2 separate regions of the Homo sapiens genome follow, and region 2 is linked to region 1. The links are chromatin loops, found by intact Hi-C in ENCODE. Cell type or tissue: Calu3. All regions are shown on one strand.

Region 1 (5,000 bases):
AACTACGAACATTAAACAAAACACTTCCAGTTTAAACACGACCCCAGTTATTTCATAGCCATGTAATTATTTGTTAAGTCTGATATTAAAAACATCTCATATTGGATTGCTGTGGTTTTGTGAATTCTCACCCTCAACTGGGTCAGAAAGACTTGAAAGGAATAAAGTCTTTACTTATGGCTTGATGCGGGGCCATTGGCATAGTAAGTGCTCTGTCTTTTAACTGGTTGAAATAAACAGACAAAACAGAAACACACACATATACCCCAAATTTGAATCAGAGAGAGCCAGTATAAAATGATACAAGTACCAGTTCTCTGGGCTTGCCAGATTTCTGCTCTATAAGTAATATTAAACATGGCTCTTGGTCTATGAATTGTGAAACACTTTATATACTAATAAAGAATGTGTACTTCATTGTGTATTTAACTGCGTAAGCCTGTATTTGGTTTAATTGACCAAGAATAAGTCCTTGTTCCAAAGCTAACTATCAAGTTACAGTCAACTCTTAAATATTAACACTCATATTGAAAAACAAAGATGCAGATAATACGAAACAGAAGATTATTTTAAATCATTCACTCTTGGTATGCGGATATATTCTTTCTTCCTTTCTTTTAACTTGCAATTAAATGCGTATGGTTAATATTATGGCATTTACAATACTTCTAACAAAGGACTTAAACCATACTGGAAAAATCTGACTTAGGGAGGTCTCTGTGTAGATCCTGTCCTCGACGTTTCTGCTACTGAACTCTGGACCAACTCACGTTGGTCCAGGAGAGCATCACCTCTCAGAAGATTGACAAAAAATTGCTACACAAACTACATTTTTTTTCAGGTTGTTACTTTTCAGAGTCACACTCTGTGGAGGGTGGGAAAGTAATTAAGGGTGTAGGGTTGAAAAGCCCTTTCATTTTAGCTCCTACTGGGTTGGTGTAAACAAAGATGCCATTAATGTCAACAATGACTTAATTAACCAGAGTAGGTGACAATGTCAGGAAGAACTTGAAAGTAAGAGTTGCCCCCTCTCAGGGTAATCAAGCTTGACTAGACTTCAAATATTTATAATGTTAATCAACAGAATAGTACTTGGCATTGAGGACTGCCCCCCTTCGAGTCAATAACCATGTTTTCACTCCTCTGCTGGTGCCCTATAACAATGAATGACCAAAAGGAAATTAACAATGAATGACCAACTGGAAAACTCATATTTAATCTGAAATATTAAAAACTAAAATCTTCTAGAGATTATTTTCTTAAGTCAATTGAGTGGGCCCAACCCCACTGCTACTATTTCAGAACGTGTCCAGAAGACAAATGATATATATGATATATGATATGACATATGATATGATACGATATTGCACAAAGCCAAGATGACTAAACATAACCTTTCCCTGAGGGGCCAAAAGAAAAGGACCCTCTAGTGTTAGGGCCCAGGCTTCTTCCTGGAACTTCTCAGTCACATTTTTCTCCTATCCAATAGACATTATCTAAACTGAGCTTCCAAATAAATTAGCAAACCAAAAAGTCTTACAAGATAAGACCTTGGTGCACAGAAGGTCAAGGTGGAACTTACTGCTAACCAAAGCTATAGTAGTTCTAATCATGGAGAACTGATGGACAGGGGCACAGGCACGCACGCACGCACGCGCACTCGCGCACACACACACACACACGCACACTCTCTCTCTCTCTCTCTCTCTTCCAATTCACCAGCACAGAGCCTAAACCTGAGCCCATTTTCAGCTGTTAAAAACTCCTTTCTCATCTATAATTCAATGACCTTCCTAATCACCTCTGACACCAAAGCGAACTCCTGCAACAGAAGAACTGGTCTTAGGGCTCAAATCAGTGGCCAGTATTAGACTAACAGATGAGGGGAAGTGGGGACCCTACAGAAAGCAAACACAGCTTCCTGGAAACACCAAGGGCCTCCTCCATCCAAAAACAACTTTCTTCTCAACTGTCTCCAAAAGCCTAGATGTTTTTTGACATTGTGGCACCTGGCACAGCCAGCCCACGGGACTGGGAAGACCCATGTTCCCAGCTCCCTGGCGACAACGGCGACAAGGCCATGCACCCGGTGCTTACTGGATGCCAGCCCCTGTGCTAATTGCTCTTTATGTCCAGGTCAAATGGAAATCTCCTAACAACCTTTTGGTGGAAGAGTCAGAAGACTTCTGAGGACATTAATATTCAATGACTATTAATGAAGAGACCCTAAAGATCATCTTCTTAAGCCCTCAGACGACAGAAAGGGAAACTGAGGCCTGGGACTTGTATACTTTTCCAAAGCCTCTTCTTTGCCAGGTTTTGCACCTTCCTCTAAGACATCTTTTCTTTTCCATCTCATAATTCTGGATGCAAATGAACTCATAGCTCATGGAAACTATAAACCCATAAAAATGCACAAAAGGACATTAACAAAATATTACCTAAAATTTCCAGAACTTCATCGACCTCCTTCCTGATCCATAAGTGCATCCACAGATCCCAGGTTGAGCAGGCCTGCTTCCAACAATACCCACATTGTTGGATGTAAATTCTTACACAAAGACTCACTCGGGGAACTTCGTCCCTTTCCACGATTTCTTCCCTCTGCCTCACCTGTCCCTCCCTGCATGTATACACAATTTTAAACTTCCTTCAAGAATTAAATACAGTAAAACAAATCCTCTGGGACCATTTTACACTTTATGTTGAAATAAACTCACAATAACGCTGCCCTGAAAAGCCAAAATGAAAAATGACAGTTTTTCCCTAACCTGGGTTGCTCCTAAAGCCCACACCGTAGGAAATCCCAGCTCAGCTTCCTCAGTTTTTGCCGAGCCACGCACTCAAGGGAAAACCAGCAATCACGGAAACATCCATTTTAATTATTAGCAAAATTAAAGACGTACAGGCATGACTTTCAGAAACCAGGAACTTTTTCCCTCTTACATGAAAGCCCTGTAAAAATGCATCACCACTGCAAATTACACTCATCCTGGTGTCCCAGCACAAATCACCAAGAGGCAGTTCCATAATCGGCCTGTAGCTGTAGCTATACAAGCCTCAGACACAAACTCCTACCAGATTCCCTTCCCAGAGACGCAGGGAGATGTCACCACACCTGTTAATTATAGAGCTGCCATCCCTCTGTGTAACGAAAAGTTCCCCAGTCTCACACGATTGCTTCAGGTGATAAGTGCTTCGGTCCTCATCCTTCAATGACAAGTGCCTGGGGTCTTCCTGGGGAGCCCATGTCTCTCAGAACTCTCATCTCAGATGGACGCAACCCTCCTTCCTAAACTGTCCTGATCCAGCTAAGGAGGCTGGGCTCTCTGTCCTCTCCCAGCCTACCCCACTGGGTAAGTGTGCTGTTCATTCACCCCACGCACGAGATGTGTTCCCAGAGCAGCTCAGCTTACCCCAGACACCACTCGGACTGCTGCGGGTTCCTAAAGCCAGGCAGGCACCAGGTGGACTCTCCACAAACAGGTTCATTAAGTGGCGATGAGTGCTGGGATCTGCCGTTTTATTCTCGGATTACCACTCGAAAAATAACTCAGCTACCAATATTCCCTACTGATGACAGATTTCAGTGCAGCACCAAGTAGAGGCTTGGCTCACGTTGTCTCCAAAGGGCTGGGAGAGAGGTTCCAAATCTGCTAAGCTGAATAATTCAGCCTCATGTAGTCCTCGTAATTGGACTTACACCTTGAAAATTAAATTTCCAAAGCTGTGACACCGGCGCATGCCCTGTGATACTTGGAGGTTCTCGGAGCTGGAGGAGATCCCCTGGCACATTCACTTTCAAGTTTACCTAAACTAGAATCTGCCACTCTGTGATGATGCATTGCTTAAGTATTATGAATTACAATGGCTAAAAAAAAATTCTGAGATGTCAAGCCTCTCTCTCTGTGCTAAACTTCAGAAACTTCTTTTCTCCTTAAACAATGAAAATAAGATGTCAGCATTTCAGATGTTGGCAATTTCTTTTAGTGGTTCATCTTGTCCGAAAATAGCAATTCTTTACATTGTAAGCAGTAGGAATGATGCTGGGGGAGACTAGAGATGACATTCATCCTCCCAAGGTTCATCCCTTCCACAGCTCTCTCGGGCACTGGATAAAGGCCAACTCCCAGCTGTCTCCCTCACCCAGCACAGAGAAACACACACAGCAAGAAACCACCAAACTATACCATCCTGCCTGCAGTGCTGCGGCAAAGGACCTTCTCTCATCAGCTCTGCCTTGCCGGGAGCCAAGAGACCACGATCTGGTGCTCTTAGAAGCCCCATTTACAATGCAAGGGTAGCTGATTCTAAAACAGGCCTTAACAATCTGCCCCCAGACAAATCCCAAAACAAACCTGAAAAGTGAAATTAAATGACTTACCTTCTGGCTCTAATGTGGTATCCTCAACTAAACTGAAGGAGGGCCGGGCCAGGGACAAGGTTGCCATGGTGACCACGACCAGGCAGATGAAACGACCCCAGCTGACCATGGTTACGGTACCAATCCCCGGTCCTCTTCCATATCTCCATGTGGACGTTAATCCCATCTGCACACTTCCTCTACGGGCATGGACTACGCGCAATGCCTTCAGCCTGCGGTGGGCTCAGGAACCGAGGCGCTGCCGCTGCTGCTGCAGTCACTAAAGGAAAGAGATTGGCGAGTCAGGGAATCTTCCCCAATGCCAAATCACTCCAGCCCAAGTGGGATAAAACCATTTTTCAGCCTCTCAAATGTGCGCAAACAGAGTTCTTTTTCATTATCTGCTAAATCCTTCCATCCTCACCTCAGAGTCCCAGGTGATACCACCAGACCGGTCCACAGAAATGTGTGAGGCTAATCTTTTTAAAAGCATACTTTTAAGAAACAGAGATAAAACAGTAGCTACAGGACTCAGATACGTGCAGCCACTTCAGTGAGGCAATGTGTGCTCTCTTCTACTATCCACTATCGCCTCCACCGCCCTCAATGAGCAGAAGCAACGTGACCTTAGTTTCAA
Region 2 (5,000 bases), 61 kb before region 1:
GCTGGCAGGTTTCATCAACCTTCACCATCTAAAAAGCCTTTCTTCTAGAGAAGTCTAGAAAATCTATCATGCTCATCTCTCTCACATGCCTTGTTTTGCTCCTAGGGCGGTTCGAGCAGAAGTAAAAGCTTTCAGCCCATCTGAGCAAACAAGAAATGCCTCCCTTTGATAGGAATAACATGAGAGGCTGAACAATAAATCCCATTTGTTTTCTTGGAGATGAAACTCAGAAACTGAAAATAATCACGGTTCTAGATACTTCTAAGTACAGCATGACCTAAAGAGAAACTTCAAAATAGTCACCCAGATCACAAAAGCCTTCAATCCAAACGCCACTGCTCTTCTCACTGTCCAAGCCAGATGGGAAGCCTCAAGTCAGGCCCCAGCCCCAGTCCCTCCCTATGAACACTCGGTGAGAGTCTCACATACAGAATGGTTTTGTTTTTTCAGTCCAAAATGTAAAATTTATTTATTTATTTTGAGATGGAGTCTCGCTCTGTTGCCCAGGCTGGAGTGCAATGGCACAATCTCAGCTCACTGGAACCTCTGCCTCCCGGGTACAAGCAATTCTCCTGCCTCAGCCTCTAGAATAACTGGGACTACAGGTGTGCACCATGACGCCTGGCTAATTTTTAATATTTTAATTTTTTTTGTTTGTTTTTGAGAAGGAGTCTCACTCTGTCACCCAGTCTGGAGTGCAGTGGCACAATCTCAGCTCACTGCAACCTCCGCCTCCCACGTTCAAGTGATTCTCCTGCCTCAGCCTCCCGAGTAGCTGGGATTACAGGCACACAACACCACGCCTGGCTAATTTTTGTATTTTTTAGTAGAGATGGGTTTTTACCATGTTGGCCAGGCTGGTCTCAAACTCCTGATCTCAAATGATCCACCTGCCTCAGCCTCTCAAAGTACTGGGATTTCAGGCGTGAGCCAGCACACCCGGCCAAAATGTAAAATTTAAAGGGCTAAGTCCTTTACCTTTCAGTTTCAGTCCAGAGTGTACACTGAACCAGTAAAATGAAAAGTTCCTTTTTCTAATAGAGCATAATTTCCAAAAGATCCTACTAGAATAATATTCAATGTTTGTCTCTCAAAAGACCACAATCTCCCTGATCCAGTGGGGAATATGTCTGGGGCACCATTTGACCTGTAGATTTGCATACTTATTTGGGATGGACAGAATTCCTGCCAGCCTTGTTTGAGAGAATCCTGTAATCCAGAGGCTTTGAGAAAGAGAGAAAAAGTTGGAGTTCCATCAAGATCTAGAAATTTCCATCCCAATTTATGGTCTTCGACCTCAAAATGTGACCTGAGGAACTCCATGAGGGCAAAGCCTTATACCTCATTCAAGTGACTGTCACCCTCTCGACCACATAAAGGCTGCGTGAGCGTGCCACGTGCTTCAAGGATAGAGAATTAACCACTGCAACTCAGCAAATACACAAAATCCCAGCTAGAGAGCTCTGCTCTATTTTCTCCCTCCAAGCCAAAGCAATGAGGCTCCCATTGCCTCATCGCCTCATCTGTCTCTTCTCAGAAGAGGAAACAGAACAACCTCCCCACAGCAACACCGACACCCTTGGCCATCTATTTCCCACAGACACCCACATTTGACCAGCTATCATGAAAGACGCACAGTGGTTCTCTGATGCCACCCTTCCAAATCTCTAAGTAAGGAGCACATCCTACCTGTAGGTAGAACCCTACAGCATCCTACCTTCTCTGACTGTGAAAACAAACCAAGCATGAAGACCATGAATACAACAGCCGGGTCTCCTAAGGGAGAGGGAATCCGTGAAAGCAAACCAACAGACACATCTTTTAAAAGGGGAAGAACACACAGCATTCCACACTCACATCTTAACAAGAGTTGGCAGGCCAGGTGCGGTGGCTCATGCCTGTAATCCCAGCACTTCGGGAGGCCTGCGCGGGCAGATCATCTGAGGTCAGGAGTTCAAGGCTAGCCTGGGCAACATAGTGAAACTCCATCTCTACTAAAAATACAAAAATTAGCCAGGCATGATGATGTCCGCCTATAATCCCAGCTACCAGGAGGCTGAGGCAGGAGAATCACTTGAACCCAGGAGACGGAGGTTGCAGTGGGCCAAGATCATGCCACTGCCCTCCAGCCTGTGCAACAGAACAAGACTCCGTCTCATAAAACTTCCCAACTGAGGTCTTTCGGTTTACAAAGGCAGCCGTTGATAAAGCCACATGAGTAAATGAGTTTAGAGAGAAACTCTAATTTCTTGCTTCAGAATTTGCAATGTTAAGAACCACAAAACTCCAAATATAAGCAACTTATTAAACTGTTTTTTGATTATTTCAATTCAGCACACGCTGATAGAAACCTCGCTAAGTTCCAGCACATTACTGCACACTCTTACTGCCATCACTAAATTGACATTTCATGGCAAGTTTATTTGCCCAAGCTCTGACAGAAGCAGCTTTCTCTCTGCCCCATCCTCACCTGAATCTCCAGGTAACCTCTTCTTACATAAAACTGTAAGATATTAACTTGATTTTAACACTTCTACATCCTCTTTGCCCACACCATAAATGAAATGCCAAGATTAAATGCCAGACCAAATATTAGCCCTCTCTCCAGCCACCTCACCCAGGCCCCCTGCAAGAATCGAAAGCAATCAATAAGGCTTCCTTCCTCAATGGTGGGGCAAAGGACAACGGGTAGCCTGCAGAGAATGTGACAAAAAAGCTGACATCGCAGAGTTCTACCATGCCCCATCCAGGCTGGCGTGTGCCTGCTCCCACCCCAGGGAGCTGGCACCCGCAGAATACCACCTGCTCCCAAAGGCTTCTTGCTGGGGTCAGTTCTGCGGGAGAGTCTGTATTTGCCAGTCAGTACGTTTGGAGTGATCTAGCTGCCACTAACCAGCCTTTGCCCCCCGGGATCCCTGTTGTGAAACAGGAATGAAAAGCTGCTTTGTAGCAATCAAAAGCTCATTAAACAGTAGCTACCAAAGGAAGTTTTGAAATCTCTATCCTGGAGGAAAGGACAGGACTGACCCCTCCTTTCATCAGGATGGGCTCAGGGTGCACGGCTCTGTCTGGAGATGCAAGAGGAAGTATGGGACCAACGCACAATAACGACTAACAGTTGCATGGTACTATTATTTAAAAGCGCTGCCTCTCCTACCACCTCCTCCTCCCCATAGTGCTACAAGGAAACAGTCATCACCCCATTTTACAGGCAAGGAAACTGAGGCTCAGAGGTTCCATGCCTTTTCTAAGGCCATAGAGTTAGCAAGGGTGGAAACAGAACTTGACACCCCTCTCCACGTAATTTCCACCTGAACCTCCAGAGAGGGCATCTGGCACAGAGTAGAGACCCTTAGGGGTTGTCTGTGACAGCGATGGTTTATAAGAACAGGATGAGATGGCTGCTGGGGACACGAAAGCGGCAAAAGGAAGGTGCTTCCTCCTCAACTCCGCTCCGGTTCCGTGATCTGTCAACTAAATAAGCCCACTTAGAAAGGCTGTCGCTGTGACCCATTACCTGGCACGCCACCCCAATCCCTTCTCAACAGAGGGGCTTTCTGCCCCCCTCCGGTGAGATTTCGCAACTCTAGAGCTGGCATGCAGAGCCCGTGTCAGGGTAGGACACCAAGTCTTACACTCAGAGCAAGAAATGGAAAAGAATTCACTGGCAGCAAAGTCAGGAGTATGGAAAATCAAATGAGCCCTGGCCAGGAAGCCTCTAAGTCAAGAGGCTTCAAGTTCAGAACCCCACAGGGCTCTACGGAGCCGAGACCTTGTGCCAGGAACAGGTACAAGCATGACAACCTAAAAGGTAATGGTCAGGCTTTCAATATCCTAACGTCTCTGGACGTGCAGAATCATGTCATTTAAATGATGCCACCACAGCCACTCCTTATCACACACAGAAACAAAAATTCCATCCAGAAGCCACAGTGTGATGGAAGCCGAGACTGAGATGCAGCCTTCCATCACGAGCAAGTGAGCAGGAATGACTGAATCTTGACAGCTTCAGTAATGAATTAACAGGTTAATTAATTAACTAGGCCACCGCTTCTTCATTTACTTAACCACTACTTTGTTCCCAACCCAGGAGACAGTCCAAACTTCACACTCCAGCTGTGGTTTGAGGGACTCCGCCGTGCCTCCGTCCCCTGGCCCCAGCTCAGCTATCACACTGGAGCCTTTGTCTTCCTGGGACAGAGGCTGCCCCAAGCAGTCAACAATTTCAGCCATTCCTCCTTCTTCCACTGGGGATGGGCTGCCAAAAGCTCCCAAAACTCCCTTCCAGGTGTCAACTCCACATTCGAGCTTATCAGTCAGTGCTTGGAATAAAAGACGCTTCATTCTTGAACACACACCTGAGGGGGGACTTCGCTCTGGTACGGATTCCTGTGCGCTTTCAGGCTGTGTCCTATCATGTCTGGGGCTGAGTTACAACAGATTTATGTCAAGGGCTAGTTGACAGTGCCATGCTGATCTGCCGCCATCAAGTCAGGGCTGGTAGTGATGCCTGACCCATCCAGAAGTGACATGCGGCCTCTGATGGGCCCCCAAACAACAACTGCCTGCTGCTTACAGCTTTCATTTGAAGGGATGCGGACAGGCAGGGGGAACAAATTTCTGGAAAGTTAAACTGATAAAAGACCGGGCACGGTGGCTCATGCCTGTAATCTTGGCACTTTGGGAGGCCGAGGCGGGCGGATCACTCCAGGCCAGGTGTTCGAGACCAGCCTGGCCAACATGGTGAAACCCCATCTCTACTAAAAACTACAAAAACTAGCTGGGCATGGTGGCACATGCCTATAATCCCAACTATTCAGGAGACAGAGGCAGGAGAATCACTTGAACCTGGGAGGCAGAGGTTTCAATGAGCCAAGATCATGCCACTGTACTCCAGCCTGGGCAACAAAGCAAGACTCTGTCTCAAAAAACACAAGGAGTGGAGAGAAGACATATCTGGCCTTGACAAAACCAGAGGCACCATTTCCACTTCCACTGTA

The links. Hi-C counts contacts between places; a loop is a spot of excess contacts. Peaks named below come from ENCODE experiments on the same cell type or tissue, not always from the same donor. Only the 100,000 strongest peaks of a DNase experiment are listed, where the experiment ranks them.
Region 2: it touches region 1 in a loop (2.4-fold over the local background); 14 of 110 quality-filtered maps call a loop at or near these places.

Annotation. Positions count from the first base shown.
Region 1 is chr10:121,589,325-121,594,324 of GRCh38, forward strand. FGFR2 (fibroblast growth factor receptor 2) reads right to left here. Exons shown (of 18, transcript NM_000141.5): 2 at 4,385-4,643. The coding sequence starts at 4,493. Among named protein-coding and RNA genes, the nearest start is that of FGFR2, 6.6 kb to the right of the region's middle. RefSeq lists an enhancer at 4,581-5,000. In Calu3, a CTCF peak has its summit at 3,011; no DNase peak of the experiment used is centred here.
Region 2 is chr10:121,528,465-121,533,464 of GRCh38, forward strand. The region is part of intron 6 of FGFR2 (fibroblast growth factor receptor 2); the gene reads right to left. Among named protein-coding and RNA genes, the nearest start is that of FGFR2, 67 kb to the right of the region's middle. In Calu3, no CTCF peak of the experiment used is centred here; a DNase peak (open chromatin) is centred at 2,897.